Linked DNA regions of Homo sapiens: region 1 is linked to region 2. The links are chromatin loops, found by intact Hi-C in ENCODE. Cell type or tissue: heart left ventricle. All regions are shown on one strand. Links, peaks and the distances in the headings refer to the core of each region. The heading gives the core; the rest is flanking DNA.

What was found. Hi-C counts contacts between places; a loop is a spot of excess contacts. Peaks named below come from ENCODE experiments on the same cell type or tissue, not always from the same donor. Only the 100,000 strongest peaks of a DNase experiment are listed, where the experiment ranks them.
Region 1: a loop joins it to region 2, with 4 times the contacts of the local background. A loop is called at or near these places in 1 of 110 quality-filtered maps.

What each region holds. Positions count from the first base shown.
Region 1 is chr17:65,831,066-65,846,934 of GRCh38, forward strand. All of the region lies in intron 21 of CEP112 (centrosomal protein 112), which reads right to left. Among named protein-coding and RNA genes, the nearest start is that of AXIN2, 280 kb to the left of the region's middle. In heart left ventricle, for the core only: no CTCF peak of the experiment used is centred there; no DNase peak of the experiment used is centred there.
Region 2 is chr17:65,912,819-65,928,687 of GRCh38, forward strand. CEP112 (centrosomal protein 112) reads right to left here. Exons shown (of 27, transcript NM_001199165.4): 19 at 14,764-14,871. It overlaps LOC105371867 (a long non-coding RNA gene), which reads left to right. Exons shown (of 4, transcript XR_001752977.3): 4 at 903-982. Among named protein-coding and RNA genes, the nearest start is that of CEP112, 270 kb to the right of the region's middle. In heart left ventricle, for the core only: a CTCF peak has its summit at 6,282; no DNase peak of the experiment used is centred there; H3K27ac peaks cover 450 bases.

The DNA of each region.
Region 1 (15,869 bases), core at 2,722-10,721, 82 kb before region 2:
GGTCTGATACCACCAAAGAATACGTGCATAAAATAGAGAAAGTGGATGTCTCCTCAAATGTGCAGCCACCAACATAAAGATGCAAGGATTGTGAAAACTCAGGGGAATATGACACCACTGAAAGAAACTACCAATAGACTCAGAAGAGCTGACAAACTGTGAAATATCAGAGAATTCAGAATAATACTTTCAAAGAATTTCAGAAAATCAGGCCAGGCGCAGTGGCTCATGCCTGTAATCCCAGCACTTTGGGAGGCCGAGGCGGGTGGATCACGAGGTCAGGACATCAAGACCATCCTGGCTAACACAGTGAAACCCCGTCTCTACTAAAAATACAAAAAATTAGCTGGGCGTGGTGGTGGGCACCTGTAGTCCCAGCTACTCAGGAGGCTGAGGCAGGAGAATGGTCAGAACCCAGGAGGCGGAGCTTGCAGTGAGCCAAGATCGCGCCACTGCACTCCAGCCTGGGCGACAGAGTGAGACTCCTTCTCAAAAAAAAAAAAAAAGAACAAATTTCAGAAAATCACAAGCAAACATGGATAGAAAACTAAAAGAAATTTGGAAAACAATCCAGGAACAAAGTGAGAAATTTGACAAGGAAATTGAAATAAATAAAAAACCAAATAGAAATCTTAGAAAAGATAATACAATAATAGAACTGAAAAACTCTTTTGAAAGTTTCAACAGCAGACTTGACAAAACATAGGAAAGAATTAGTGAGCCTAAAGACAGAACATATAAAATTACTCACAGAAGGAAAAAGGAAAAAGAAAATGAGTGAAGAAAGCTTACAAGATTTATAGGGAAAACAACAGAATATACATTCATCTCATTGCCACATAGAACATACTCTAAAATTGACCACATAATTGGACAAAAAACAATCTTCAGCAAAGGCAAAAGAACCGAAATCATACCAAACACACTGTTGTACCACAGTGTAATAAAAATAGAAGGCAAGACTAAGAATATCATTCAAAATCATGTAATTACATGGAAATTAAACAACATGCTCCTGAATGACTTTTGGGTAAATAATGAAATTAAGGCAGAAATCAGGAAGTTCTTTAAAACTAATGAAAACAAAGATACAACATACCAGAATCTCTGGGACATAGCTAAGGCAGTGTTAAGGGGGAAATTATACAGAGCACTAAATATCCACATCAAAAAGTTGGAAAAATCTCAAATTAACAACCTAACATCACAACTGAAAGACTTAGAGAAGCAAGAACAAATCAACCTCAAAGCTAGCAGAAGAGAAGAAATAACCAAAACGAGAGCTGAAATGAAGGAAACTGAGACACAAAAAGCCATTCAAAAGATCAGTGAATCCAGGAGTTTGTTTTTTGGAAAAAAAAAAAAAACTAAAAAGACAGATAGGCCACTAGCTAAACTAATAAAGAAGAAAGAGAGAAGATCCAAATAAACACAATTAGAAATGACTATGGGAATGTTACCACTGACCCCACAGAAATAAAAATAACCATCAGAAACTCCTATGAACACCCCTATGCATACAAACTAGAACACCTAGAAGAGATGGATTAATTCCTGGACACATACATCCTGCCAAGGCTGAACAAGGAAGAAATTTATTTCATGAACAGACCAATAACAAACTCCAAAACTGAATCAGTAATAAATAGCCTAACAAACAAAAAAACTCCAGGGCCTGATGGATTGACAGCCAAATTCTACCAGATGTACACAGAAGAGCTGCTACCATTCCTACTGAAACTATTTCAAAAAATTGAGGAGGAGGGACTCCTCCCCAACGCATTCTATGAGGCCAGCACCATCCTGACACCAAAACCTGGAACAGACAAAACAACAAAAAAAGAAAACTTTAGGCCAATATACTTGATGAACATTGTTGCAAAAATCCTCAACAAAATACTGGCAAACTGAATCCAGCAGCACATCAAAAAGCTAATCCACCACGATCAAGTAGACGTCATCCCCAGAATGCAAGGTTGGTTCAACCTACACAAATCAATGAATGCAATTCATCACATAAACAGAACTAAAGACAAAAACCACATGATTATCTCAGTAGATGCAAAAAAAGGCTTTCAATAAAATTCAACACCCCTTCATGTTAAAAACTCTCGATAAACCAGGCATTAAAGGACCATACCTCAAAATAATAAGAGCCATCTATAACAAACCCACCACCAATATTATGCTGAATGGGTAAAAGCCAGAAGCATTTCCCTTGAAAAACAAAACAAGACAAGAATTCCCTCTCACCACTCCTATTCACCACTGTATTGGAAGTCCTAGCCAGAGCAATCAGGCAAGAGACAGAAATAAAGGACATCCGAATAAGAAAAGAGGAAGTCAAACTTTCTCTGTTTGCAGACATGATTCTATATCTAGAAAACCCCACAGTTTTGGCCCCAAAGCTCCTTCAGCTGATAAAAAACTTCAGCAAAATTTTAGGATGTAAAATCAATGTACTAAAATCACTAGTATTCCTGTACACCAACAACAGCCAAGCCAAGAGCCCAATCAGAAAGCAATCCATTCACAATGCCACAAAAAGAATAAAATACATAATATACCTAGGAATACAGCTAACCACGGAGGTAAAAAGTCTCTACAATGAAAATTACAAAAGAGTGCTTGAAGAAATGAGAGAAGACACAAACAAATGGAAAAACATCCCATGCTCATGGATTGGAAGAACCAATATCATTAAAATGGCCAAAGCAATTTATAAATTCAATGCTATACCTACCAAACTGCCAATGATATTTTTCACACAATTAGAAAAAACTATTTCAATATTCATATGAAACCAAAACAGAGCCTGAATACCCCAAGCAATCCAAAGTAAAGAGAACAAAGCTGGAAGAATCACCTTACTCAACTTCAAACTATACTACAGGGCTATATTAACCAAAACAGCCTGGTACTGGTACAAAAACAGACACATAGACCAATGAAACAGTATAGAAAGCCCAGAAATAAGGCTACACATTTATAACCACCTGATCTTTGACAAAGATGACAAAAATAAGCAACAGGGAAAAGACTCCCTATTCAATGAATGGTGTTGGAATAACTGGCTAGCCGTATGCATAAGACTGAAGCTGAATCCCTTCCTTAAAATAAAAAGAAAAATCAACTCAAGAATAATTAAAGACTTAAATGTAAAACCTATAACTATAAAAACCCTGGAAGACAATCTAAGCATTACCATCCTGGACATAGGAACAGGCAATGATTTCATGACAAAGACACCAAAAGCAATCACAACAAAAACAAAAGTTGACAAGTGGGCTATAATGAAACTTAAGAGCTTCTGCACAGCAAAAGAAACTATCAACAGAGTAAACACACAACCTACAGAATGGGAAAAAATATTCGCAAACTATGCATGTAACAAAGGTCTAATATCCAGCATCTATAAGGAACATAAATAAATTTACAAGAGAAAAACTACCCCATTAAAAAGTTGGAAAGGACATGGACAGACACTTCTTAAAAGAAGACACACATGTGGCAACAAGCATATGAAAAAAAGCTCAATATTGCTGATCATTAGAGAAATATAAATTAAAACAACAATGAGATACCATCTCACACCAGTCAGAATGGCTATTAGTAAAAAGTCAAAAAATAACAGATGCTGGCAAGGGTGTGGAGAAAATGGAACACTTATACACTGTCTGTGGGAGTGTAAATTAGTTCAACCATTGTGGAAGGCAGTATGGCCATTCCTCAAAGAGTTGAAAACAGAACTACCATTCAACCCACAAATCCCATTACCAGGTGTATACCCAAAGGAATATAAATCATTCTACCCTAAAGACACATGTACATGAATATTCACTGCAGCACTATCCACAATAGCAAAGACATCAATCAGCTAAATGTTCACCAATGACAAACTGGATAAAGACAATGTGATACATATATACCATGGAATACTATGCAGCCATAAAAGAATGAGATCATGTCTTTTATGGGAACATGGATGGAGATGGAGGCTATTATCCTTAGAAAACTAACACAGGAACAGAAAACCAAAGACCACAGGTTCTCACTTGTAAGTAGTAGCTAAATGATGTTACCTATGCAACAAACCTTCACATGTACCCCCAAACCCAAAATAAAAGTAAAAAAAAAAAAAAAAAGACTTAATAGGACATCAGCAAGTGAATGAATCTCCACATAACAGAAATTCCCAAGACAGAAAAAGGCCCACAAAGCATATTTTTAAAAAATGACTGAAAATTTCTCAAATCCCAAGAAAAATTATACCATCCACGCACAGGAAGAAGTAATCAATCAAATTTAACCCAAAGGGGAAATCCCCAAGGCACACACTAATCAAATTAGCAAAAATGAAAGACAAAAAAAGAATACTCAAAGCAGCAAGAGAAAAGACACATATCATATTCACTGGAGCCCCAATACGGCTTTCAATGGATTTCTCAACAAAAACCCTGAAGGCCAGAAGAGAGTAGGATGCTATATTCCAAGTTTAGGGGTTGGGGGTGGAAAGGAGAGACTGACAACTAAGAATACATACCCAACTTCACTATTCTTCAAAAATGAAGGAAAGATAAAGATTTTCCCAGACAAATCAAAGCTGGGGTTATTCATCAACACCAGACCTGTCTTACACAAAATGCTAAAGGGAGTTTTTCAATCAGCAAGAAAGAAATGAATGCTAACATGTAACAAGAAAACATCTAAAGATATTAAACTGACTTGGAAAAACAAGAAAACAGACACATTCAGAATAGTCTAATACTGGAATGGAAGCACTTAAACCACTATGTGTTCAGCATGCAGACTAAAAGACAAACTATTTTAAAATAATAACTACAATAATTGGCTAAGAGGCAATATAAGAAGATTCAAATTGAAGCATCAAAGAGTCAAAAATGTGGTGAAGGGGATGCTGTTAAAGTGCAGTTTTTTTCTTATTTTTCTTTTGGTTGTGTTCAAAGTTAAGTCACTATCAGTTTAAAATAACCTCTTATAACTAAAAGATGTTTTTTGTAAGCCTCGTGGTGGCCACAAAGCAAAGTAAATACACTAAAAATAGCACAGAATCAATAGATACACTAAAAATAGCATAGAATCGAAACATACTACCAAAGAAAATCAGTTAACCGCAAAGGAAGACAGTAAAAAAGGAAGGAAGGATTTACAAAACAATCAGAACACAAGTAAGAAAATGGCAGCAGTAAACTCTTTCCTATCAATAATAACTTTGAATGCAAATGGGTTAAATTCTCCAATTAAAAGACACAGAATGGCTAAATGGATTTAAAAGAAAACAAGATTCAACTGTACGCTGTCTTCAAGAAACTCACTTCACCTATAAAGACACACACAGACTGAAAGTGAAGAGATAGAAAAGGATATCTCATGCAAATGGAAACCATAAAAGAGCAGGAATAGTTACACTTATATTAGTTTATGTTGACTTTAAGAACTGTAAAAAGAGAGACAAAGAATGTTATATAACAAATAAATACAGAAAGATAATATAATAATTGTAAATATACCTGCACCCAACACTATAGCACCCAAATATAAAAAAACAAAAATTAACAGACCAAAAGGGAGAGACTGACTGCAATGCAATAATAGTAGTAGATTTCAACATTCCACTTTCAGAATGGACACATAATCCAGACAGAAAATCAGCAAAGAAATATTCAAGGTAAACTGTCCTCTAGACCAAATAGACCTAACAAGACATTTGCTCTCCCTCTCCCTCTCCCCATCCCCTTCCCCCTCCCCCTCCCCCTCTGATGCCCAGCCGAGGCTGGACTGTACTGCCGCCATCTCGGCTCACTGCAACCTCCCTGCCTGATTCTCCTGCCTCAGCCTGCCCAGTGCCTGGGATTGCAGGTGCGCGCCGCCACGCCTGACTGGTTTTCGTATTTTTTTGGTGGAGACGGGGTTTCGCCGTGTTGGCCGGGCTGGTCTCCAGCTCCTAAATGCGAGTGATCTGCCAGCCTCGGCCTCCCAAGGTGCCGGGATTGCAGACGGAGTCTCGCTCACTCAGTGCTCAATGTTGCCCAGGCTGGAGTGCAGTGGCGTGATCTCGGCTCGCTACAACCTCCACATCCCAGCCGCCTGCCTTGGCCTCCCAAAGTGCCAAGATTGCAGCCTCTGCCCGGCCGCCACCCCGTCTAGGAAGTGAGGAGCGTCTCTGCCTGGCCGCCCATCGTCTGGGATGTGAGGAGCCCCTCTGCCCGGCCGCCCAGTCTGGAAAGTGAGGAGCGCCTCTTCCTGGCCGTCATCCCGTCTAGGAAGTGAGGAGCGTCTCTGCTGGGCCACCCATCGTCTGAGATGTGGGGAGCGCCTCTGCCCCGCCGCCCCATCTGAAATGTGAAGAGCACCTCTGCCCAGCCGCTACCCCGTCTGGGAACTGAGGAGTGTCTCTGCCCCGCTGCCACCCCGTCTGGGAGGTGAGGAGCGTCTCTGACCAGCCACCCTGTCCGAGAAGTGAGGAGCCCCTCTGCCCGGCTGCCGCCCCGTCTGGGAGGTGTACCCAACAGCTCATTGAGAACGGGCCATGATGACGATGGCAGTTTTGTCGAATAGAAAAGGGGGAAATGTGGGGAAAAGAAAGACAGATCAGATTGTTACTGTGTCTGTGTAGAAAGAAGTAGACATAGGAGACTCCATTTTGTTCTGTACTAAGAAAAATTATTCTGCCTTGGGATGCTGTTAATCTATAACCTTACCCCCAACCCCGTGCTCTCTGAAACATGTGCTGTGTCCACTAAGGGTTAAATGGATTAAGGGTGGTGCAAGATGTGCTTTGTTAAATAGATGCTTGAAGGCAGCATACTCGTTAAGAGTCATCACCACTCCCTAATCTCAAGTACCCAGGGACACAAACACTGCGGAAGGCGGCAGGGCCCTCTGCCTAGGAAAACCAGAGACCTTTGTTCACATGTTTATCTGCTGACCTTCCCTCCACTATTGTCCTATGACCCTGCCAAATCCCCCTCTCCAAGAAACACCCAAGAATGATCAATAAATACTAAAAAAATTAAAAAAAAATACAATGATACAATTAAAAAACACAAATAAAAAATGGATTAAAAAAAAGACATTTACAGAATTTTCCACCCAACTGCTGCAGACATTTACAGAACATTTCCTCAACAGCACATGGAAGAGTCTCCAGTATAGACTACATATTAGGTCACAAAACAAGTCTTAAGAAATTTTTAAAAATCAAAATCATATCGTCTTTTCTGATCACAATGGAATAAAACTAGCAATTAATAACAGAAGGAATGTTGGAAACTGTACAAATCCATGGATATTAAACAGCAGACCCCTCAATAAGAAATGGATCAATGAAGAAATTCAAAGAGAAATGTTAAAATTTCTTGAGACAAATGAAAATAAAAATACAACACATTAAAACCTATGAGATACAGGAAAATCAGTTCAAAGAGGGAATTTTATAACAATAAATGCCTACATCAGAAAAGCAGAAAGCCATCAAATAAACAATCTAACACTGCACTTCTAGGAAATATAAAAGGTAGAACAAACCAAACCCCAGATTTGTAGAATAAATGAAATTATAAAGATTGGAGCAAAAATAACTGAAATTGAAACCAAAAAAAGAAAAATCAGCAAAACAAAAAGTTGTTTTTAAAAAAGATAAGCAAAAACTGGCAAACCTTTAGCTAGACTAAATAAGAAAAAAAAGAGAAGAGACCCAAATAAATAAAACCAGAAATAAAAAGGGAGACACTAAAATTGATACCACAGAAATACAAAGTATCAGTAGAGTCTATTATAAACATCTACACGCCAACAAAATGGAAAGCCTATTAACAGAAGAAATGGATAAACTTCTGGGCACATGCAACATACCAAAATTCAACTATGAAGAAATAGAAAACCAGAACAGACCAGTAATACATAATGAGATTGAAGCAGTAATAAAATCTTTCATCAAAGAAAAACCCAGAACCTGAGGGCTTCACTGCTGAATTCCACCAAACATTTGAAGAACTAATATCAATTCTACTCAAAGTCAACAAAAAAATGAAGAGGAGAGAATACTTCCAAACTTACTCTACAAGACCAGCATTAACCTGATACTAAAACCCGACAAGGACACACACATACACACACACAAAGAAAACTAGAAGTTAATATCCTTCATGAACATAGATGTAAAAATCCTCAGGAACATACTAGCAAACTGAATTCAGCAACACATTAAAAAGATCATTCATCATGATCAAGTGGGATTTATCCTGGGGATGCAAGGATGATTCAACATAAATATATCAGTAAATGTGATACATCACATTAACGAAACCAAGAACAAAAACCATATGGTCACTTTAGTAGATGCTGAAAAATCATTCAATAAAATTCAACATCCCTTTATGATTAAAAAAAAAAAACCTCTCAATAAACCGTGTATAGTAGAAACACTTCACAAAACAGTAAAGGCCATATATGACAAACCCAGAGCTAACATCATAGTGAAAAGGGAAAAATTGAGAGCCTTTTCTCTAAAATCTGAAATTAAACAAGGATGCTCACTTTCACCATTTCTATTCAACACAGATAGTATTGGGAGTCCTAGTCAGAGCAATTAGGCAAGAGAAAAAAATAAGGGGCATCCAAATTAGAAAGGAAGAAGTCAAATTATCCTTATTCACAGACAACATGATCATATATTAAGAAAAACCTAAAGACTCCACCAAAATAATGTTAGAACCAGTAAACAAATTCAGTAAGGTTGCAGGACATAAAATCAACATGCAAAAATCTGTAGCAATTCTATACACCAACAGTGAACAATCATGAAAAAAAATCAAGAAAGCAATCCTATTTACAGCAGCGATAAAAAAAATCTAGGAATAAATTTAACCAAAAGTAGTAAAAGTTTCTACACTGAAAACTTAAAACACTGATCAAAGAAATTAAAGAGAACACAAAAATGGAAAGATACTCCATGCTCATGGATTGGAAGAATTAACAATGATAAAATGCCCACACTACCCATAACAATCTACGGGTTGATTGCAATCTGTATCAAAACACCAATGAGATTCTTCAGAGAAATATAAAAAACAATTCTAAAATTTGTATGGAACCACAGAAGACCCCAAATAGCCAAAGTGATCTTGTGCAAAAGTTATAAAGCTAGAGGAATTGCACCATCAGGCTTCAAAATATACTGCAAAGCTATCATAACCAAAACAGCATGGTACTGGCAGAGAAATATACACACTGACCAATGGAACAGAATAGAGAACCCACCACACCTTTACAGCTAACTCATTTTTGACAAAGGTGCCAAGAACATACCTTGGAGAAAGGACAGTCCCTTCAATAAACAGTACTGGCAAAACTGGATACCCATATTTAGAAGAATGAAACCAGGACCCTATCTCTCACCATATACAAAAATTGAATCAACATGGATTGAAGACTTAAATGTAAGACCTGAGAGTATGAAACTACTTGAAGAAGATATTGGTCTAGGCAAAGATTTTTTTTGGTAAGACTTCAAAAGCACAAGCAACCAAAGCAAAAGCAGAAAAATGGGATTATATCAAGATAAAAATCTTGAAAAATATTGAAGTAAATATACATTAGTATTGACTTTCTGCAAGCAAAGAAAACAATCAAGAGTAAAAAGAAATGAGAGAACATATTGGCAAACTATCCATCTGACAACAGATTAATAACCAGAATTTATAAGGAACTCAACAGCAAAAAAACAAATAATCCAATTTAAAAATTGGCAAATGATCTGAACAGACATTTTTCCAAAGAACACATACAAATTGCCAACAGGGCATGTGAAAAAAATGCTCCATATCACTAATCATCAGAGAAATGCAAACCAAAGCAATAATGAGAGGATATCTCATCCACTTAAAACTGCTATTATCAAAAAGACAAAAAACAAATGCTTATGAGGATGCAGAGAAAGGTGAACACTAATACATTGTTAGTGAGAATGCAAATTAGTATAGTCACTATAGAAAACAGTATAAAGGTTCCTCAAAAAACTAAAAATAATCTAGCATATAACCCAGCAATTCCACTGCTGAATATATATCCAAAAGAAAGGAAATTAGTATACCAAAGAGAGATCTGCACTCCCATGTTTATTGGAGCATTATTCACCATAGCAAAGATATGGAAACAACATAAATGTACATCAGCAAAGGGGTGGAGAAAGAAAATGTGCGATATATACACAACAGAGTATGACTCAGCTATAAAAAGAATGAAATTCTGTCATTTTCAGCAACATGGATAGAATTAGATGTCATTATGTTAAGTGAATTAAGCCAGGCACAGAAAGACAAATATTGCATGTTTTCATTCATATGTGGGAGCTAAAAAAGTGGATCTCATGCAGGTGAGAGTAGAATGACAGTTACCAGAGGCTGGGAAGGGTAAAGAGGAGAAGACATAAAGAGAGGTTGGTTAATGAATACAAAAATACAGTTAAACGTAAGGAAGAAGTTCTAGTATTTGACAGCACAGTGGGGTGACTATAGTTAATAATTTATTGTATATTTCAAAATAGCTAGAAAAAAAGATTTGAAATCTCCTTAACAGAAAGAAAAGATAAATGTTTGAGGTGTTAGATATCCTAATTTTTCTGATTTGATCACAACACTTTGCAAGAATGTATAAAAATCTCACATACATCTGATAAATATGTACAATTCTTACATATCAACATAAATTTTTTAAAAGTTTGCATAATTATCAGCACTAATCATAAACAAACACACATACAACAAAAAACAAACCAAAAAAGTCCCCCCAGACCTAAACTGTGTGTGTGTGTACACACATACACACACACACACACACGAGACTTAGGGCACAAATATCTGCTTATTTTACTCACTTCCACTTCTCTCCATTTAAATATAAAACTTTGATGATAGCAAATAAGGTCTTCTACTTTCAATAACTTCCCAAGTCGAGTCACTGTCTTTTGCTGTATTGATCTAAGGCATTTTCATTTATTCTAAATAGAATTTTTTTCATCACAGGGCATCCAAAAAGACAAAATCAATAACCTCTGAGGAATACAGAACTCCAATTTTTAATGGTTCTATTAGAATACTAAAAATTAGGCTACAGAAGGACAAAGGAGGATTAATCTTGTAATTTTTAAATGCCTACTTTAAAACTAAACTAATTCATTTATAATTCTAGGTTTTATTTTCAAATAACCTTAACATAAAATATACTCTCTTTTAATTTTCTCCAAGTAAAACATAGTTTTCTAGCTTCAGACAACTAGACTTTGAAGTTAAGCTATTGACTTGCTCTCCTGGATTGCCAGAAAATAAAGTGCTCTTTAATGTGCAGCAGAAGGCAGAGGGAGAAAGAGGAAAAGATTATTCGGGAAACTGTGAAAGCCATTGAGAAGGGAGCAGTCTATTTCCATCTACATCCATGACTCCACACTGACATTGAGCTTTGTAGTCCCTCTCAGGTAAGGATGATAGACCTTTGAACATGTAAATACTCAAGCATTAATGATGATAGGTACCCCTGCTTATTTTGTTAATAAACAGATGCTCCAGATATTATTCTAATACTTGTTTAGTGGACTCACTGTGATACGAGTGCCTCACATACAAACCAGATAAAGTAGGAGAGCTGGGGCTCATGTAAAAAAGGGTCTAAGGAACATCAATTTCTTCTTGTTACATAGGAGATACATAAATACATTTAAAATATTTGATTTGGTTTGATTTGTGTATTTTGTCAAAGTAACAACAAAAGTCTTAGTTTTTCTTTTTAATTATGCCAATAATTATTTTTTAAGGTTTTTTTTGGCTTTTTAATTTTTTATTTCTTTAAATACTTATCCTACAATAGTACTCCAAACCTCAGCATCACACACTATACCCATGTAACAAACCTGCACATGTACCCCCGAATCTAAAAAGTTGAAATAAAAAAATTATCCTATAAAAAGTGTTAGTTTTTGTATAAGACAAGATTATAACCCCTGTCATAGTCAAGAAAGCTTTACAATTTAGGTCATTCAAAAGCACATTAATATAAACCTTCATATAAATGAACACCAATTCATCGCATTCAAATTATGTACACATCCTAAGTTTTCCAAGTTATTTGTGTATGTTTTTACCTGGTAAATTAAATTATTGTTATATTTACAGGTGCCATTATCTATTACACCAGGCTATAGCTTATATATCCAGAGGAAAATGACAACTTTAGGTTCACCAATATTTGTGGAACATAATAAAAAATATACGGGATATTGTTGGCCAATCAATTTTATAATTCTAACCTGAGGATAACATTTAATTTAAAGTTTAAGGATATAAAACTTCACGTTTTTTAGCAAAGGAAAAAGTCATGGAAAAGATAAAAGTAAAAAGAACAAAAGTGAGGTTGGAAATCCATCTTAAGCCAAAATGACAATGTCTTCATAAGTTAATATTAATCCTTTAATTATAAATTTTAAAGGTTTAAGTAGTTTCTATGACCTTAACTTTGAATAATTATGCCATATGGAGCTTTTCTTAAATTTGAAAAAGATGCTGAATTGTTGCTCAAAGCCTTTTCATGATTTCAGGCTGGCAGAATTCCAGTATAATCCTTCAGACACCACTTAAAATTACAGACCAGGAACCCAAGCTGGTAAATGCTATGTCAAAATGCTAAGAGCCTTTTACTGAGTAGAGCACATTGTAGAAAACGTTTGATGTGTTGGTATATTTATAAATATCAAAACATGAAGCTGAAAACAACTATTTATAGTGGAGAATTTACAAAGGAAAAGATGAACAGATTAGACGAAATTTAAATAAAATGTTTGTGTATCATAAAATTAAATCATAAAAGGCAAATGCCAAAGATATTTGCCACAAAGATAAGGGTTTTATCATTCTAAATATAAAAGGAGTTTATTAGATGAGCTGATGAGAAAAACATTAGGACCCTAAAGGAAGAAAAACTGGAAAAAGACATGAACAGGCAATTTCCCGAAAATGAAATATAAATAAATAACAGGTAAATCCATTGTAAATGTTCAATCTCTCACACTTAAATATACAAATTAAAACAACTGTTTTTCACAAACATGTACTACAAATTAGGTAAAACTACTAATAAATCTACAGACTAAGTAGATACTCTACTGAAGTAAATATACATTAGTATAAACTTTCTGAAATGCAATTTGACCTGTTAATTCTACTAGGATTTTAACCTAAAAAAATTGAAATTGAAAATGTCAACAAAAGTTTATGTATGATGATGCCAATCTCCACATTAAACAATTAAAATAAAATCTAAAAGTTTGGCTGGGTGCAGTGGCTCATGCCTATAATCACAGCACTTTAGGAGTCAAGGTGGGCGGATCACCTGAGGTCAGGAGTTCAAGACCAGCCTGGTCAACATGGTGAAACCTTGTCCCTACTAAAGATACAAAAATTAGCTGGATGTGGTGGCGCATGCCTGTAGTCCCAGCTACTCAGGAGTATGAGGCGGGAGAATCGCTTGAACCCGCAAGCCAGAGGTTGCAGTGAGCCGAGATCAGGCTCCATCCTGGGCTACAAAGGAAGACTCTATCTCAAAAAAAAAAAAACCTAAATGTTCTAAAATAAAGAAATAACACAATTAATTACATCTGGCTGGGCGTGGTGGCTCACGCCTGTAATCACAGCACTTTGGGAGGTCGAGGTGGGCGGATCACGAGGTCAGGAGATCAAGACCATCCTGGTCAACATGATGAAACCCCGTCTCTACTAAAATACAAAAAATTAGCCGGGCATGGTGGCGCCCATCTCTAGTCCCAGCTACTAGGGAGGCTGAGGAGGGGAATCGCTTGAACCTGGGAGGCAGAGGTTGCAGTGAGCCGAGATTGTGCCACTGCACTTCAGCCTGGCGACAGAACAAGACTCTGTCTCAAAAAAAAAAATTATGTTATATCAAAGGCCGGATGAGGTGGCTCACGCCTGTCCTCCCAGCACTTTGGGAGGCCAAGGCGAGTGGATCACTTGAGGTCAGGAGTTCAAGACCAGCCTGACCAACATGGAGAAACTGCGTCTGTACTAAAATATAAAATTAGCCAGGCATGGTGGCACAATGCCTGTAATCCCAGATACTTGGGAGGCTGAGGCAGGAGAATCACTTGAATCTGGGAGGTGGAGGTTGTGGTGAGTCGAGATTGTACCATTGCACTCCAGTCTGGGCAACAAGAGCAAAACTCCATCTCAAAAAAAACAAAACAAAACAAAATTTGTTATACCCATAAAACAGGATATCATGAAACAATGAAAACAATATTTTCAAAGAATTTCAAATGACATTGGAATATTCTTAGTATAATGCTTTAAAAAGCAAGAGATCAAATTAATTAGTTTGATCTTGGGCAGCTAAGTTAGTATGGCTATTTTACATATACATTAAATTATTACTATTATATCTGAGTGGTGGTAGGAACAGGGAATTTTACACCTTTCTCCACTTTCCCTATTTTCTAAAATATCTTCTATTTCAAGGAAGGTTATTTTTAAAATAGCTGAATAGGTTTCTAAAACCATTGTCCAATTTAGATACCAAAGTTTAATCAAACTTCTGAAAATTACACACTATCATCACTTAGTAATGTTCTTTAATTTTTCAAAAGTTCATATTTTATGGACTTTGTTTCAATTAGGTTTGAAAAGATTTTAAAAGGCCACAAAAGAAGCTTTCACTTTGCAAAATGTCAATCATTTACTCTCTTGGATTCTTTATTTGAAGCATTTTGACCTTGTGGAGGTATTTCATGTTTCTCTTAACTCAAAATCATTGAAGATATCATTTGGGTCTAAATTGCTGCTGACAGAAACTCAGGTAGGATGTGGACTTAGGAATTCTTTTATAACCTTAACATCGTAAGTGCTACTGAAACAACACAGACCCATATAGAATGTCACACTGAGATTATTTATTATTCTGGTATTATTGTCCTTTCCTCTTTGAACCTCAACTTTATACTCAATGATAGAAAATGAACTTCTAAACCTCTGAATTCTTGACTGGGTTTTAAACTGCTGGCAAATATTTTAAATTTCAGATTTATTTAAATACGATAAAAACATCCAACTTAAAAAGATACTGTGAGAAGAGTTCAAGCAACTGGCAGAATGACATAACAGACTCACAAAAGAATCAGCAGCTTGTTAGTTTTATTCAAACTCACAGTAAAAACTCAAATTTTAAAAAATTTGTGTAGAAAAATTCAAAGTATGTCTCAATAAAGATTAATGCTATGTTTTTAACTTATTAAGTGATATGAAGGAAATCAAAACACTAAAAGAACATATAAATATTTGAATACAAAGATGTATCATATCCTACCCAAAGTATTTATAATGATTTGAGATCAAATGTGGATAAATCAATAACAGTTTATTCACATGACCAGGCACAGAGGCTATCTTGAATTTCTCAGTAGATTATCATTCTTTTTGTTTTGTTTTGTTTTGTTTTGTTTTGAGACGGAGTCTCGCTCTGTTGCCTAGGCTGAAGCACAGTGGCGCAATCTCGGCTCACTACAAGCTCCGCCTCCCGGGTTCACGCCATTCTCTTGCCTCAGCTTCCCGAGTAGCTGGGACTACAGGCGCCCGCCACCACACCTGGCTAATTTTTTGTATTTTTTAGTAGAGACGGGGTTTCACCGTGTTAGCCAGGATGGTCTCGATCTCCTGACCTTGTGATTCGCCCGCCTCGATTATCATTCTTTTATTCACTCACTTAATATTTAATGAGTGCTTACTGTGTGTAAGGCACCATGCAAGCTCCTGGGGCATTAGAAACAAATATTTCCTGCTTTCAGGGAATTC
Region 2 (15,869 bases), core at 3,208-11,207:
AGGGCTTGCCAGGTAACACTTTCCTCTCACGTTCTACTCAAGGGCTCTCTGTGGAAAACCTTTGCTTCTAGGTTGTAAAATTTAGCACTAGTTTTATTAGGTTGGTGCAAAAGTAATTGTGGAAGTAATTGTTGTGTTTGCCATTACTTTCAATGGCAAAACCCACAACTACTTTTGCACCAACCTAATATATAGGTCATTAGACTCATGATGTTAAGATGCATACTAAGAAACAGGCAACAGGTACATCAGGCCCTGGTATTTTTCATGCAATGAGATATATATTTAACATCATCAGGTTATGTCTCTGAAAAATTTGCATCTGCAAAATTGCACACTTGAAATGTCAAAATAAGTTACTAAATTTTTTAGAGCTGCAGAAATTTTACGCTAATGGGGCAGTCTACCGCAAAGGTAGTAGTTTCACAGACTGATTTTATATCCTCACTAAAAGATGTTGGAATCTTTCTTTTTAGTCACAGTTATATGATATAAAATGTGCTATTGGATACTTCACTATATGAGAAAAGCTCCCTTAAAGATAAAATAAGGACATATACAATCTTCTCTGAGTCCTTGGAGTCAGAGTAAAGATACATTTTAGCACAGAAAATACTACAATCTGGTCTTACTTTCTGAACACTTTAATAGAAATAGGCACAAAAAAATTGTAAAAAGCAGGCAGTGTGTCAAGAACAGAAATAGAATGTGTCATTTGGGGATGGCCATGTGGCTCCCAGATTAGATGTTTGCTACATCCATGAAATCTGTCAATCAACAGTTCAGTTTACGCATGGAAGTTCTCCTTATTTAAAAGTTTAATGTTGCTGTGATAACCGCTGTTAGAGATGGTACCAGGGCCTGCCAGCATACACTGCTTCTTTATTCCTTTTCCTCTCCAGCCAACCATCAACAGCCAGGACTACTGCCTGCTGAAGCTCCCGAAGCTCATGATACAGGGAGAGCAGAAGGCTGGAAACACAGCTGTGATTAGCAAGCTGATAGATGAAGCAAGGCTGGAAGCAGGCGCTATCTCCTGTGGTTATCTTCCCATTTAACACTTCAAAACACTTCTCCAGCACCTGTAGGTGATGAGTGACAATTATCCTGAGTTTTTAAAACTTTTTGAAAAATGAGCTATTACTTTCTGTGGTTTTATCTGCCAGATCTCAGTTGAAACTCAGGAAGAAGCCAGATAGTCAAATGCTTCAAAAGGGTTTTTTTTTCATGGTTCAATAATGGACAACTCAAGCCACACAAATTGAGAAAATTAACTAAATTTAATTAAGATTAATTAACTAATTAACTAAATTAATGAACTCCATATAGATGGAGTTCAAAATTTTTAGAAAAAAACATGTCTTAACTGCATATTTTAATTCATTTTACTTTATGTGTTTCTCTACAACACATTCAGTTCTCAATGAGATGTCTGTGTCTTAATCTAGTATGTTACTGCTTTTGAATGAACATGAAATATAAAAATCATGTAAGTTTGCCAGCTACAGTTCGTAATTTAGAAGGACAAATAGGTCAACCTGGTTATAAACTCTTCCAATATATAGCACTGTGTCTTTACTTTCTTTTTATTTTCCTTATCTTGCCTACCACAATGCTTCGTAAATTATTCATCATTTTGAATGAAACAAGGTGGCATTCGAAAAACAGAATTACAAGTAGGTGGAAGACAGCTGCTTCATCTTCCCCATCACCAAATTGGCTGGTCCACCTGCAAAGACCCTGCCTTACCTATGGCTTGAACGCATGGCTGGCCTTGCAGCTACCTAAGGCGAGTCCCTTCATCTGTACACTGGATTCCATCCTTTCTTGCCAAATTAAGCATGCTGCTCTTGAAATTATCCCATCACTCTCTGCATCATCAATATTTTCTTCTCTAGTGGATCAGTCTCATCAATAAGCAAACATGTTTTTAGCTTATCTCATTTTAAAAAAACTTTCCTTTGACCACACACGTCCCTCTAGATACCACTCATTTCTCTGCTCCCTTTTCTTTCAAAATTCCTCAAAACGGCTGCTCACAACGCATTGTCTGTCCACCCACATAATTCAGACATTGGTTCCCACATTCTACTGAAACCAGTCTTGTTGAGGTGGCTAAAGACCTCGCCATGCAGCAGTCAGTTCTCAGTCCCCATCTAACTTCCCTTCTTGGCAACACCTGAAACAAGTGGTTACTCACTTCCTCCTTCCTGAAACACTGCACACGGCTTATGGGAAATCCCACCTTCTTAGACCTTCCTTTTACCTCACTGGTTGTTCCTTCTCAGTCTCTTTTGCTGCTTCCTCCACCTCTTCCTCATATGTAAGTGTTGGCAGCCCCTAGACTCAGTCCTGGAAGTTCCTTTCTCTTCTCTCTACTCATGTATCAGTGTCTGTCACCACCATCCACCTGGTTGCTCAGTTGGGAAACTTTTAAGTCACATTTTAGCCCACTCTTTACCTTACATTCTATTTCACAACCATTGACAAGTCCTGCCTGCAAAATAGATCCCAAATCTGACTACTCCCTGTCTCCCCCACCACTCCCACCCTAGTCCCAGCCCGGTAACCTCTAACCAGCCCACTGCAATCATCTCCTAACTAGGTCCCCTGCATCCTCTCCTGCCTCCATCGTAATCAAAGCTCCACACAGCAACTGGAGAGATCTTTCAAAAATGCAAACTAGGCCGGGTGCAGTAGCTCACGCCTGTAATCCCAGCACTTTGGGAGGCTGAGGTGGGTGGATCATGAGGTCAGGAGTTCGAGACCAGCCTGGTCAACATAGTGAAACCCTGTCTCTGCTAAAAATACAATAAAAAATTAGCCAGGCGTGGTGGTGGGTGCCTGTAGTCTCAGTTACTTGGGAGGCTGAGGCAGGAAAATCGCTTGAACCCAGGAGGCGGAGGCTGCAGTGAGCTGAGATCACACCACTGCACTCCAGCCTGGGTGACAGAGTGAGACTCAAACTCAAAAAAAAAAAAAAAAAAAAAGAGAAAAGCAAACCAGATCTTGCTCAAATGCTCCAGTGGCTTCTCAACACACTCAGAATAAAATCCAATCTCCCACCATGGTCCATAGGATGTGACAAAATCTACCCTGTACTGTACTTTGGCTCCTACCACTCTCTTCCAAGTTCACTCCATTCCAGCTACAAACTAACCCATCTCATGGCTGTTGCAACCATCCACCTGGAATGTTCTTTCCTTACCTCAGGTTTTTGTATGGTTTCCTCCTTCACTTCATCCAGGTCTTAATTTGAATATCATTTCAGTAGAGTCCTTCACTAACAATCTTATCTACAATAACACCTTGTATAAAATAATAACCATTTATAAAGTAGCCCTTTCACTCACAAACACTTTAGCTTGCTCTATTTTTCTTCACAACAGTTATCATTACCTCACCCTACCTTAAATTATGTTTTGAAAAAGAGTGTGTGTGTGTGTGTGTGTGTGTGTGTGTGTGTGTGTGTGTATGTGTGGTAGGAGTAGTGGTGGTGGGTAGTGGTAGTGTTTTTCTCTTCCATCACAAGGGTAAAGACTCTATATTTTGTTCACTGTTATATCCCAAGCACTTGGAAGAGTGTTTAGCACATAGTAATTCAATAAACATGTGTGAAATAATGAATGATTGAGAAGGCATTAGTTCCACTTTATATTTTTAATGTACTTAAAGAAGGAATAATGAGTTAGTCCATATCACTATCCAGGAAAACAGCTTCTTTTTTTTTTTTTGAAATGGGTGGGTGGGGTCTTGCTCTGTCACCCAGGCTAGATGGAGTGCAGTGGTGCTATCAAAGCTCACTGTAACCTTGAACTCCCAGGCTCAAACAACCCTCGCACCTTAGCCTCTAAAATAGCTTGGAACACAGGTGCAAGCCACCATGCCAGTCTAATTTTTTTTTTTTAATAGAGATGGGGGCCTCACTACGTTGCCCAGGCTGGTCTCTCACTCCTAGCTCCAAGCAATCCTCCCTCCTGGGCCTCCTGAGTTACTGGAAATACAGGCATAAGCCACTGCACCCAGCCCATCTTTGCTCTTTTAATATTCACTCTAGCTAAAGGTGCCACTTGTTTTAACCTAGATGAGAACAGCTCCAGGCCAAAAGAAAAAAAAAGAGGAAGAGAAGGCTCTTCAATTGCCTTTCACTAAATATCAGCACCCTTTCTATGACTCTAGGCTCCGACCACTGGACCTGGACACAGGGGCCCAGGCTCTATAGCCTCACAGCCTGGGGCTCTGAGTCTGGCAGCCTAATGGCTGGGAATCTGGTACTTTGCCATTGCCTGCAGGACCAATCTGTGACTTGTGGTGTAGCTGCATTCCCTGAATTTGGTGCTTATTCAAAGAAGTAAGTTGAAAGGAAGCATCATTAGATCAAGGATTGCATTTGTCTTGATCACCACTGAGGACCACAGGGGCTGATATGTAGCTGGGGTTCAAAAATGTATTAGGAATTGGAAGAGGAAGGTCAAGCAAAAAAAGACTTTCAAAAAGAGTATGATAAGGTAAGCAAGAATAAAAGAGAGTAAGAGCAGCATACTGGATGTACCATAAATCATACATATCTAGAAATCAATAAGTCATATGGTAATCCATTTGGAAGGGATTTTAGGGAGCCCCACAAATCCATGGTCATTTACCACATTACCTCAATACCGAAGAGAAAGTTTACGAAGTCTTTCTACTTGGATCAGTCTTGCTATCACCCAAATAATTTTAAACAATTCCCACTTTTATTTGCTCTCCTGTCCATGTAATTCCTCCAGTCTCAGCAAATGATTTTGCCGCCTATCTGACAAAGAAAAACCTCAGTAATAAGAATGTCTTCATCTGCCTTTTGCAGATCCACAAACTTCTACACACCTGGCCTTCCCTTCTTTTCTCACGAGGCACAGGAGACAGACCTGGCCATCATCCAAGGCCAGCAGCTCCCCACGTGATGTGGGGAGCTGCCCAGTATCTCCACCTTCTTGGGAACATACACTAGTGAGTGTCTTCCCCTTTCCTCCCTCTCTTCCTTTCCACCATCTCCTTTTCCAGTGTAGACTAAATAGTCTCATTTAAAAGAAACCTGGCTGGGCGCGGTGGCTCACGCCTGTAATCCTAGCACTTTGAGAGGCCAAGGCAGGTGGATTGCCTGAGCTCAGGAGTTCAAGACCAGTCTGGGCAACACGATGAAACCCTGTCTCTACTAAAATACAAGAAAAAATTAGCCAGGCGTGGTGGCGTGTGCCTGTAGTCCCAGCTACTTGGGAGGCTGAGGCAGGAGAATTGCTTGAACCTGGGAGGTGGAGGTTGCAGTGAGCCGAGATTGCGCCACTGCACTCCAGCCTGAGTGACAGAGCAAGACTCTGTCTCAAAAAAAAAAAAAAATTAAAATTAAAATAAAAGAAGCCTAAGCTTGAAGGTTATACCACCTAGCTAAGTAATGACTAGAATATTTGCAAAGGACAAGGATTGGGAATCACGTGCTATCTGCTTTTTAAATATCCCAACTGACCTTCACTTAAAATTTCCTACTTGCTTATCTTGCAGAATTTGTTTTGTCTTTGCTACTGTGTTTGCTAACAAAATATTTTAAGTTTTAAATAATGGCAGCTTGTAAGAAGTTGGCCCTTCAGTGTTTTTTGTTTTTTGTTTTTTTTGTAATCATTGACAATAAGCACTTATTCTTTCTGGAGAAGCTGGCCACTTGTTTATCTGCTGAACTACATTTCTCCTTCAAGGCTTTGTAGTGGAAAGCAAAGATATAAAACACAAGATTAAAGAATGATCTCATGGAGTTGCCAAAGAAATCTCTATAGTCCAGGAAGTCCTAGCATGCCTGGTTGGTTGTTTGTTTCCAACTTGAATGAGGTTTGTGAAAAGACAATTAGAATTGTCTTTTTGTTCCAATGGGTTATACAGGAAAGAAACAGGAAATCTTGATGAAAGCTTGGGCTTTACAGGATATTTGTGTGAGCATTTAGCCCATGTGTTTGATGTTTTTCTTTCCACATCTGCACACTTTATGCCTGGATTTTGGCTAAGATACTTTAAAATACTACTTCGCTGTTTTCACTTCATTACAGTTCCTGGCACGGTGCTTTCTGTAAGAGAGGGGCTCAAAAATTAAAACTGGAGAAGGAAACTGAGGCCCAGAGGCACAAGTCCATTCATTCCCTCTGAATGTCAGTCAGTTCCCTCGTTATAAAATGTGAGGATTAGACCGGATAAGTGCTTTTAAAACTTTTCCACCAAAGTACTCTCAGCAGCAGTGAAAATGAATAGCACCCCCCTGGGGGATCTGAGGGCATAGCCTGAAGCAGCCTCTGCAAGCTGGAAGTTTCTTTGAAATGTCCTATTTTGTCTTCTTCATGAGAACTTTGCATTTTACAAAACAGGAAAGTCTATGTTTGTTTTAATAGGAATGTTACCTCAATAGTAAAACTACGTTGCTTTCCCACAATCGAACTGAGTGGATGCAACACTCCAGGAAGCATGTACGCAGCCTCAGGAACCCCTGGCACTTGCTCACACTCCCCCGGGGATCACCTTACCTGAGTTGGAGAAGCAAGGGCCCAGATGCTCGGCGTCTAAATCCCCTCCTGATGTGAAATGCTATCATCATAACACTGACAATTTTACCTTTTAGAGAAAAGTAAAACAAAATAATAGAAAAATATTCACACTTCCATTTGAATGGCAACTGAGAAAGTAGGCAAGAGTCCTGATACAGGGAAATCCAGCCAGACAGGTACCTAAATGAATGAGTCAGCGGTGGAATCAGAGAAGTCGGTCTGTCAAGAGGGGCTGGGAATCTAATCAGGCAGATGAACAGAAAGTCCCAGAATCTTGGTTTTGGAAGAGACCACTGCAGTAAGACAGCCCCCGGAAGGCACAGTATCCCTCCAGAATACTCCAAAAACACACCGCAACCCACTCACACTGGAAACTTACTTTCTCACAAGAAAAACTGTTGCACATTTGAAGGAGGAGTTCTTTAGAAAAGAACTACCTTGAAACAATTCAAAATATTCCTCATGGTACCATGTATGTATGGGTTCAATTTCTGCCCCCTGGAACTCCGCGGGAGTGCATTTAGAGTGGGGGTCAAGGGCAGGCCTCAGGTTCAGGTTCCGAATCCACCACCTATGAACTCTGTGGGACCCTGGGCCATTTACTCAAATGGATGTACTTCAGTTTCTACAACTAGAAGATGAAAACAATAAACAGTGTAGCTACCTCACAAGATTTCTGTGAGTCAGGTGCAGTGGCTCACGCCTGTAATCCCAGCACTTTGGGAGGCAGAGGCAGGTGGATCACCTGACATCAGGAGTTCGAGACCAACCTAGCCAACATGGTGAAACCCTGTCTCTACTAAAAATACAAAAATTAGCCAGGAGTGGTGGCGTACCACGTGTAATCCCAGCTACTTGGGAGGCTGAGGCAGAAGAATCACTTGAACGTGGGTGGCAGAGGTTGCAGTGAGCCGAGATTGCACCACTGGCACTCCAGCCTGGGTGACAGACCAGGACTCTGTCTAAAAACAAACAAACAAAATATATATATATATATATATATATATATATATATATATATATAATTATAATATATAATATGCATTATACATATATTTTATATATATATATTACTGTGAAGATGGGGAGTGGCTGAATATGTGTAAAGCAAGCAGAGTAGTGCCTGGTCCAGGGTAGATCCTAATAACTGTGGGCTTTTAGGATTTTTATCACACAGACCAAGCCCAGTACTCCCTGAAATTCAGACCTTAAATTTACAAACAGAGAGATATGCAATCCTCCCTTTAAATATTCCCCTCTGACATAGTTCCAGACCTTTCTACACTCTGAAAACTCTTCTCTGAACATGTTCGAGTTTGTCAGTGGCCTGCTTAAAATGTGGTGACCAAAATCGACCTATTCCTTATGTGACCTGAAATGTAAACAATAGCTGGGACCATATCTGCCAGCCCTCTTGTCCCCTGTGTCCCAGGCACCACACTCCCCTTATCTCTGAGGCTTTCTGTCTTCCTTCTACTTTTGCAACTGATTTTCTAAACCAAACCATGGCATTTTATATTCAACCTCAATAAATGTAATCTTCTTAATTCCAGCCAGCTTAAAGCTGCAGAAAACTCATTTTTTTTAATCCTACATATTAACTATTCCTCAGAACTCTAAGCATTGGGAAACTTTAAACTTTTTTTTTTTAATCCCTTATCATCCTCGACTGACTGAGAGACACAGAAATCTCACTTTAGGTTAACACTAATCATTCAGAGATGGCCCTTTGAACTATCACTTAACCACATAAAGGTACCAATATTCAAACCATATTTCCCCATACTGCCTTCATGTAGGCACCGTCAGACGGCTCCACGAAAGCCAGATATATTACATCTACTCCTATTTCCTTATCTACCAGCCTGGCTGCCCTGTTCAAAGAAGGAAATGAGCTTAGTTTAATCGGCTTCATTCTTAGTGTACTCATGCTGGCTTGTAGAGCTCACTACTGTATGCCTATCGTTTGTCATGATAAACTTCCACAGGAAAAAATCCTAACAATTTGGAGTGGTCAGGGGAAACACTGTTACAGTTAACAGAATATTCTGCTGAAAAAAAAAAGCTAACTAAAAAAGTTTGTATATTGTCACATCAATAAATATTCTCCTAAAATGTACTAGCTCATACTCCTGCCTTCATCTTTCCTTAGTGAACTACCACCTGGGATCTTCATTCTCAGCATTGATTCTAATGTATAGACCTCTAGATATAGAAAGAATAAAAACAGGTGAAATCTGCACCCACCTGAGGTACGCTTGTGTGTGTTTTTACATTCCTGTTATATACTACATTTGTATCATCTCTTTTCATGAAAAAAAGAAAGAAAAATGGATGCAATGGTGTATGGCTTCCATTAATAGTATCAATTCTTTAAAGAATTTATCGGTATCCCTTATTGTGTTAGTATTATTTTTGATCAATACAAAGACAAAACTTTGATAGATTTTAAAATCTATCATTCTGAGAAAAGCCTTTGAAGTTTACATGCTTCCAGACAAATTTATATATTTTTTTTACATTAAAAAAGTGAAACTGTCACAATGTGGATAATAGGGGGTATAGAAAAAAAGAATTCACCATGATTCCATCCTCTAAAAAATAACTAGGATTTTTGAGATTAAGGATAATTGGGTCAGAGGGTGTAAGCGTTTTTCATGACTCTTGGTAGAATCTGCCAAAATCCTTTCCAAAAAGCCTGTAATGCCACTAGCATGTATAAAAGTACCAATTTCACTAAACTTTTACCGACTTTAGATGGCACATCATGGTTAATTCTAATTTGCATTTTTATTAACACCAAGAGTAACGATGTTTCTACATGGCTGTTCACTTAATTCATTTCTTATCTCTCTCTTTCCTTTGCCAGGTCACTTATTGGGACATTAATGATTTTCTTATGGTTTATGCTAATTACTATATTTAATCTGCTAATTATTTTTATATATTATACATTTATTAATTTTATAAGGAGAGTTACTCTTTGCCTAAGATATCTGCTTCAATTATTTCTTCAATTACTTTTTTAACTCAAAATACTTTTTATTTAGTCAAATGCATTTCAATTTTCCTTGGCGTTTTTTTCTTATTGTGTCTGACTTTCAAAGTCAGTGGTGTGCCAAAACAATTACAAAATAAATGCAGATCAGGTGCTGACATCATTTGGCCACACTTGGTTATAAATTTGTGACCCATGTGATTATCATCAAAATGAGAATATAATTTTAAAACTCCCACAGAGAACTCTGCAACATCTTACACTCATCCTGTAGTATCATAACCTCTGACTAGCATTTGTGTTACATAAAGAGCTTTAAATTTGGTTTTCCCTTCTCCCCTGTTCCTTCCTCAGTTTACTTAGAGGAACTGACATTTTTCTTATTTTTCTTAGTGCTTCTAATATTGTTTTTAATACAAAATTACCTCAATTATACTTTGTAACTATAGCATAATAAAAAGTAACATTCATTGCCCTTCCTTAATATTTTTATTTACATTTGATTATTACCTCTGTTTCCCTCTTACCACCCCTTCCTCCCCAATTCCAGCCTCCAATTCTTCATCTAGTTTTCTAAACCTAGTTTCTGAAACCAGTTTCCAAGCAACTTCCCCCATCACTAAAGTTGTGGAAAACATCCTCCATGGCACTTCAGATAACAGTGTATTTCAGGGGAAATACCTATTTTTAATTTAGCATGTGTCAGAACGACTTTCAGTTGCCATCCCATATTAATCGGAAATTAACTACTTCATTTTTATATAAAACCATTTTTTTAAAAAAAAGAATCTGATAGAATAACTCCATTGCACCGGCTTTTGCAGTTAGAAAGTCTGAAGTTATCCATACTTTGGCACTGTTGAAAATGATCTGTCAGCTCTATCGTCTACCTTTTCTTCTCTTTTAGGCTTTTCATTTGTTGGTCATTTTTTACATTGCATATAAATTGTCTGAATTTATTTTCTATTTCATTAATCCAAATTTATTACCCACTTAAAATGTTACAGAATATAATATAGACCAGGCACGGTGGCTCAAGCCTGTAATCCCAGCACTTTGGGAGGCTAAGGCAGGAGGACTGCTCAAGCCCTGGAGTTCAAGGTTGCAGTGAGCCATGATCATGCCACTGCACTCCTGCCTGGGAGACAGAGCAAGACCCCATCTCTAAGAAAAAATATATATAATATAAATGCTCCAAAATATTATTCCATTTTAATGTTTCTTAGCATTCATAATTTTAATGTTTTACTTATCCAAGTAATGCATAACATATGATCATTATGAAATTTGAAGTAAAAAAGTTTTATTTAGAGCATACAATGAAAGTCTCAGTTCATCATAACCCTAACCCATAATACCAGGCCAATTCCATAGTCATGTATAATCTTACAGAATTTTTTCACTGAATTTACATATCTAACTTTGAGACACATATGTTTTAATTTTACTTCAATGGGATCATAATATACAAAGTGTTCTAAAAAGCGCTTTATTCCCCTCACCAATATGTCTTAGAAATCTGCATATGTTGGCACCTTCAGATTTATATTAATCTTTTTAATAAGTATATAGTATTCCACAGTAGGTATTTAGCATTATTTATTTATTTATTTTTGAGACAGAGTCTCGCTCTGTCACCCAGGCTGGAGTGCAGTGGTGCGATTTTGGCTCACTGCAGACTCCACCTCCCAGGTTCACACCATTCTCCTGCCTCAGCCTCTCGAGTAGCTGGGACCACAGGCGCCCACCACCATGCCCGGCTAATTTTTTGCATTTTTAGTAGAGACGGGGTTTCGCCATGTTAGCCAGGATGGTCTCGATCTCCTAACCTCGTGATCCGCCTGCCTCGGCCTCCCAAAGTGCTGGGATTACAGGCATGAGCCACCGTGCCCGGCCAGCATAATTTATTTAATCATTCATTTTATTCATAACTTTTTTCAGTATTACAAATAATCCTCCCGAAACATATGTGAACATGCATTTTTTTGCACATGTATAAGTATTTCTATAGGATAGGTTCTAAGAAATAAAATTTTGGGATTAAAATCTATATGAATTAGTTTTTTTGGAACAATAGAACATATATATCCTACATATGAATATGTATATATAGAGTGTACATATTCACATGTGCATATGTGTCTGCATACATGCACACATGATTTTTAAAAATAAAATGGTAAAGATCATCTTCTAATAAAAAGTAACAGGTCCTTGCCCCATCCCACTCCTGTACTGGTGGCAACTCTTTTAAAACATGTCTGTGCTCCTTTCTGTGGTGATTACTTCCCTACCTCTACAAAATATGCTACATAGCTCTTTCTTAATTTACCAAAGCTAGACATTCCTTATAGGCCTTCTACTAGGACAAATGGGGATTTAGCTCATTTACACTCCCTTGCTGCTCTCTCCCACTCCTGTCACCATTTTACTAGTTACTCCACTCCTCTCACTTCCTCCAGTGGTCAACCCTGTAATTAGGAATATACTAAAGCCTCTGTGTTTTGTTTCATGATACGGGCAGCTGCTCAAATCCACACTTCATGATAATACCTCAGTACTCTCACCCTTCCCCTCCCAGCCCCTCCATCCCTTTCTTCCACTTCCATACCTACACCGTCTTAACCTTTACTGTTACAATAGCAAGGCTGGTGATATGGTTTGGCTGTGTCCCCACCCAAATCTCACCTTGAATTGTAATAATCCCCACGTGTGAAGGGCGGGACCAGGTGGAGATAATTAAATCATGGGGGCAGCTTCCCCCCGTACTATACTCATGGTAGTAAATAAGTCTCACAAGATCCGACGGTTTTATAAATGGGAGTTCCCCTGCACAAGCTCTCTTGCCTGCCACCACATAAAAGGTGATTTTGCTTCTCCTTCTGCCATGATTGTGAGGCCCCCTCAGCCATGTGGAACTGTGAGTCCATTAAACCTCTTTCCTTTATAAATTACCCAGTCTTGGGTATGTCTTTATTAGCAGCGTGAGAACAGACTAATACAGTTGGTAACATCTATGTCCTGTTCTGTAACCCTAAGCTAGTTTTTAAAGCTGAAAACAATAAATGTCATCTAATTATTATGTCTATGTATATACTGTTCACTGATGAATATTTTGTCTGCTAAGACTACATTTCCTTTTCTACTGGTCCAGCATCATAACGCCTGTGCTGCTTGATGAAGAATGTGCCTTTAAAATCCAGTTCCAGCATTTTCTACGTTTTTACATTTTCTAAGTTTGCAATCGTAGTCAGCATGGTAAATTGTTTTACGCTAACCCCATTTGATGGTCTTCTCTGTGATACTCCTTCCAGGCGGAGGATTACACCAGGGAGGCCATGTTTGCTTTGGCCAATAAAATGTGAGTAAACTTACTTCTGAGTCAATTTTAGAAGACAGCAAATGCTCAAAATATTTCCTTTTCCATTTCCCATAGCAATGTTCCAGATAGTTCATTCTAAAAACGACTCAAGATGACATGACATGGGTCAGAGCTGCAGTCAATCCTCAAAGGACACGTGACATAAGTATGAAATAAGCCTTTTTTGTTCTAAGCCACTGAGGTTTAGGATCATGTTTACCAAAGCAAAACCAAGCTAAAAATTAATGGTAATCTTAAGTATTCTGGGAATAAGCAGAAATATATTTTTAAAAGAAGAAAATAAAACTTTGTATTACTAAGTAAGAGGCAGAGCACTGACGACAAAATCTCAACTCCTTACACAAACCGGTCCTAACCTCCCTCTTTCCCTTCATCTCCTACAGCAGGAACCTTTCTCCCCATACTCTGGCTAACCTGGTCTTCATCATCATTTATTTTCCTTGAACACTTCCAGCTTGCTCTCTTCTCAGGATTTTTGAACGTGCAGTTCCCTCAGACTGGAATACTATTCCTCCAGAGCTCATGGCTGGCTCCTTCCTAGTTTTTAGAACTCAGCACAAATGTCAGGGAAACCCTGATCAGTTATTCAAGGCTATAATCTCCTTCCCACCCTCCACCTGGCAAAGGCTATAAAGGTACCATCTTTTCTTCTTCATAAGTCACTCTTCAGGCCGGGTGTGGTGGCTCACACCTGTAATCACAGCATTTTGGGAGGCTGAGGTGGGCAGATCACCTGAAATCAGGAGTTCAAAACCAGCCTGGCCAACATGGTGAAACCCTGTCTCTACTAAAATTACAAAATTTAGCCGGACGTGGTGGCGTGTGCCTGTAATCCCAGCTACTTGGGAGGCTGAGGCAGAAGAATCGCTTGAACCCGAGAGGTGGCGGTTGCAGTGAACCAAGATGGCGCCATTGCACTCCAGCCTGGGTGAGAGAGTGAGACTCCTTCTCAAATAATAATAATAATAATAATAATAACTCACTCTTCAAAATTATTTCACTTTTTAATTTGTAGACTGATGACTCATCGAAAAGCAAGCTCCATGAGAGAGGAGGCATGTTCTCTCTGTTGCTGTTCTCCCTCATGCCAGGGACAGCACCTGGCACATAGTAAGTACTCAACCCTATTTCTCAAATAAATGGAGGTTTAACTAGTGCTCTGACAGGATAGAAGAATGACTGATATTGTTAGGATACTTGTTCCCACCCAAATCTCATGTTGAAATGTAATCCCCAGTGTTGGAGGTGCGGCCTTGTGGGAGGTGTTTGGATCATGGGGGCGGATCCGTCATGAATGGCTTGGGCCATCCCCTTGGTGATAAGTGAGCTCTCACTCTGAGTTTGAGTGACCTGGTCATTTAAAAGTGTACGGCACCTCCTCGCTTCTCTCTCTCTCTCTCTCACTGGTTCACTTGCTGGTTCCTGCTTTTGCCATGTAAGGTGCCTGCTTCTGCTTCCTTCTGCCATGATTGGGAGCTTCTTGAGGCCTCTCCAGAAACAGAGGCCACTATGCTTTCTGCACAACCTGCAGAACTGTGAGCCAATCAAATCTCTTTTCTTATAAACTACCCAGTCTCATCAATTATAATCGATGTTTCAATCAAACATTCAGATAAAACAAACAGTCAGAATAAACTTCAGTGGAGTGTTAAAATTCTGTTTATAGATTTTATTGAAACAAACATTATTTTAAATATATTGGTAACAACAGCTCTTAGTAATATTTTCATTATGCAGATATTTTGTGATAGTGATTTTTAAAAGATAAATCATATATGTATTTTAAAAATTTAATGGCAGCATCAAAATGAAAGACCAACCTGTTGTTCATACCGCTGTCTGATGTCCTCCAGTTGCCATAAAAACTCCTTTGATTGTTTCTCACGAAGAGATTTGGATCTAGTTAGATCTGCCTCCACTTTTTCCATCTATAAAATTTAAAAATCAAATATTAATTTTTTAAACAAACAATTGTGTTCCATGTTTTTGTAATTTGTCCATTTGTTTAAATGACAGATTTTAAGCACCTCACCAATAATAATGATGAATTTAAATGTATTAAAATAATGAGACATTTATCAATTCATTTTAATATATTTTAATTATTTAAGGAGGGAAATTAAAATTGGTATATAATTGACTAAATTCTAAAATTACAACAATAATGCAGTGAAAATATAATTTAAGGCATTCTAATATTTATTGAACAAAATTTAATTAAGCCCTTGGTATGTGCTGAATGAGATAAAATATTTCCAAATCATATCTCTAATAAGAGACATATCTTGAATATATAAAGAACTCTTATAGCCCAATAATAAATGGATAATTAAACTCAATTTTAAAGTGGGCAAAGAGCCTGAATAGATATTTCTCCAAAAAGATATACAAAAGGCCAAAAAGCATTTGAAAAGATGCTCAACATCACTGTCTTTAAGCAACTACAAATTAAAACAAGAATGACATATCACTTCATGCCCCAAAGAATAGCAATAATAAAAAAGGACAAATAGTAACAAGTATTGGTAAAGACGTAGAGAAGTCAGAACCTTCAACACTGCTGCTGGGAATATAAAATGGTATAGACATGCTGGAATACAGTCTGTCTGACAATTCCTCAAAACATTAAATAGAGTTACATGTGTCCCAGTAGTTCCACTCCAAGGTAAGAAATGAGAACATACATCCACAAAAAACTTTGTCTACAAATGTTTATAGTAGCATTATTCATAACATCCAAAAAGAGGAAACCACCCAAATATCCATCAGTTGATAAATGAATAAACAAAACGTGGTATATTCTTACAGTAGAATATTATTCAATCATAAAAAGGAAAGAAGTATTAATACATGTACTCTGGGAGGCTGAGGCAGGAGGATCGCTTGAGCCCAGGAGTCGGAGACCAGTGTAGGCAACATAGTGAGA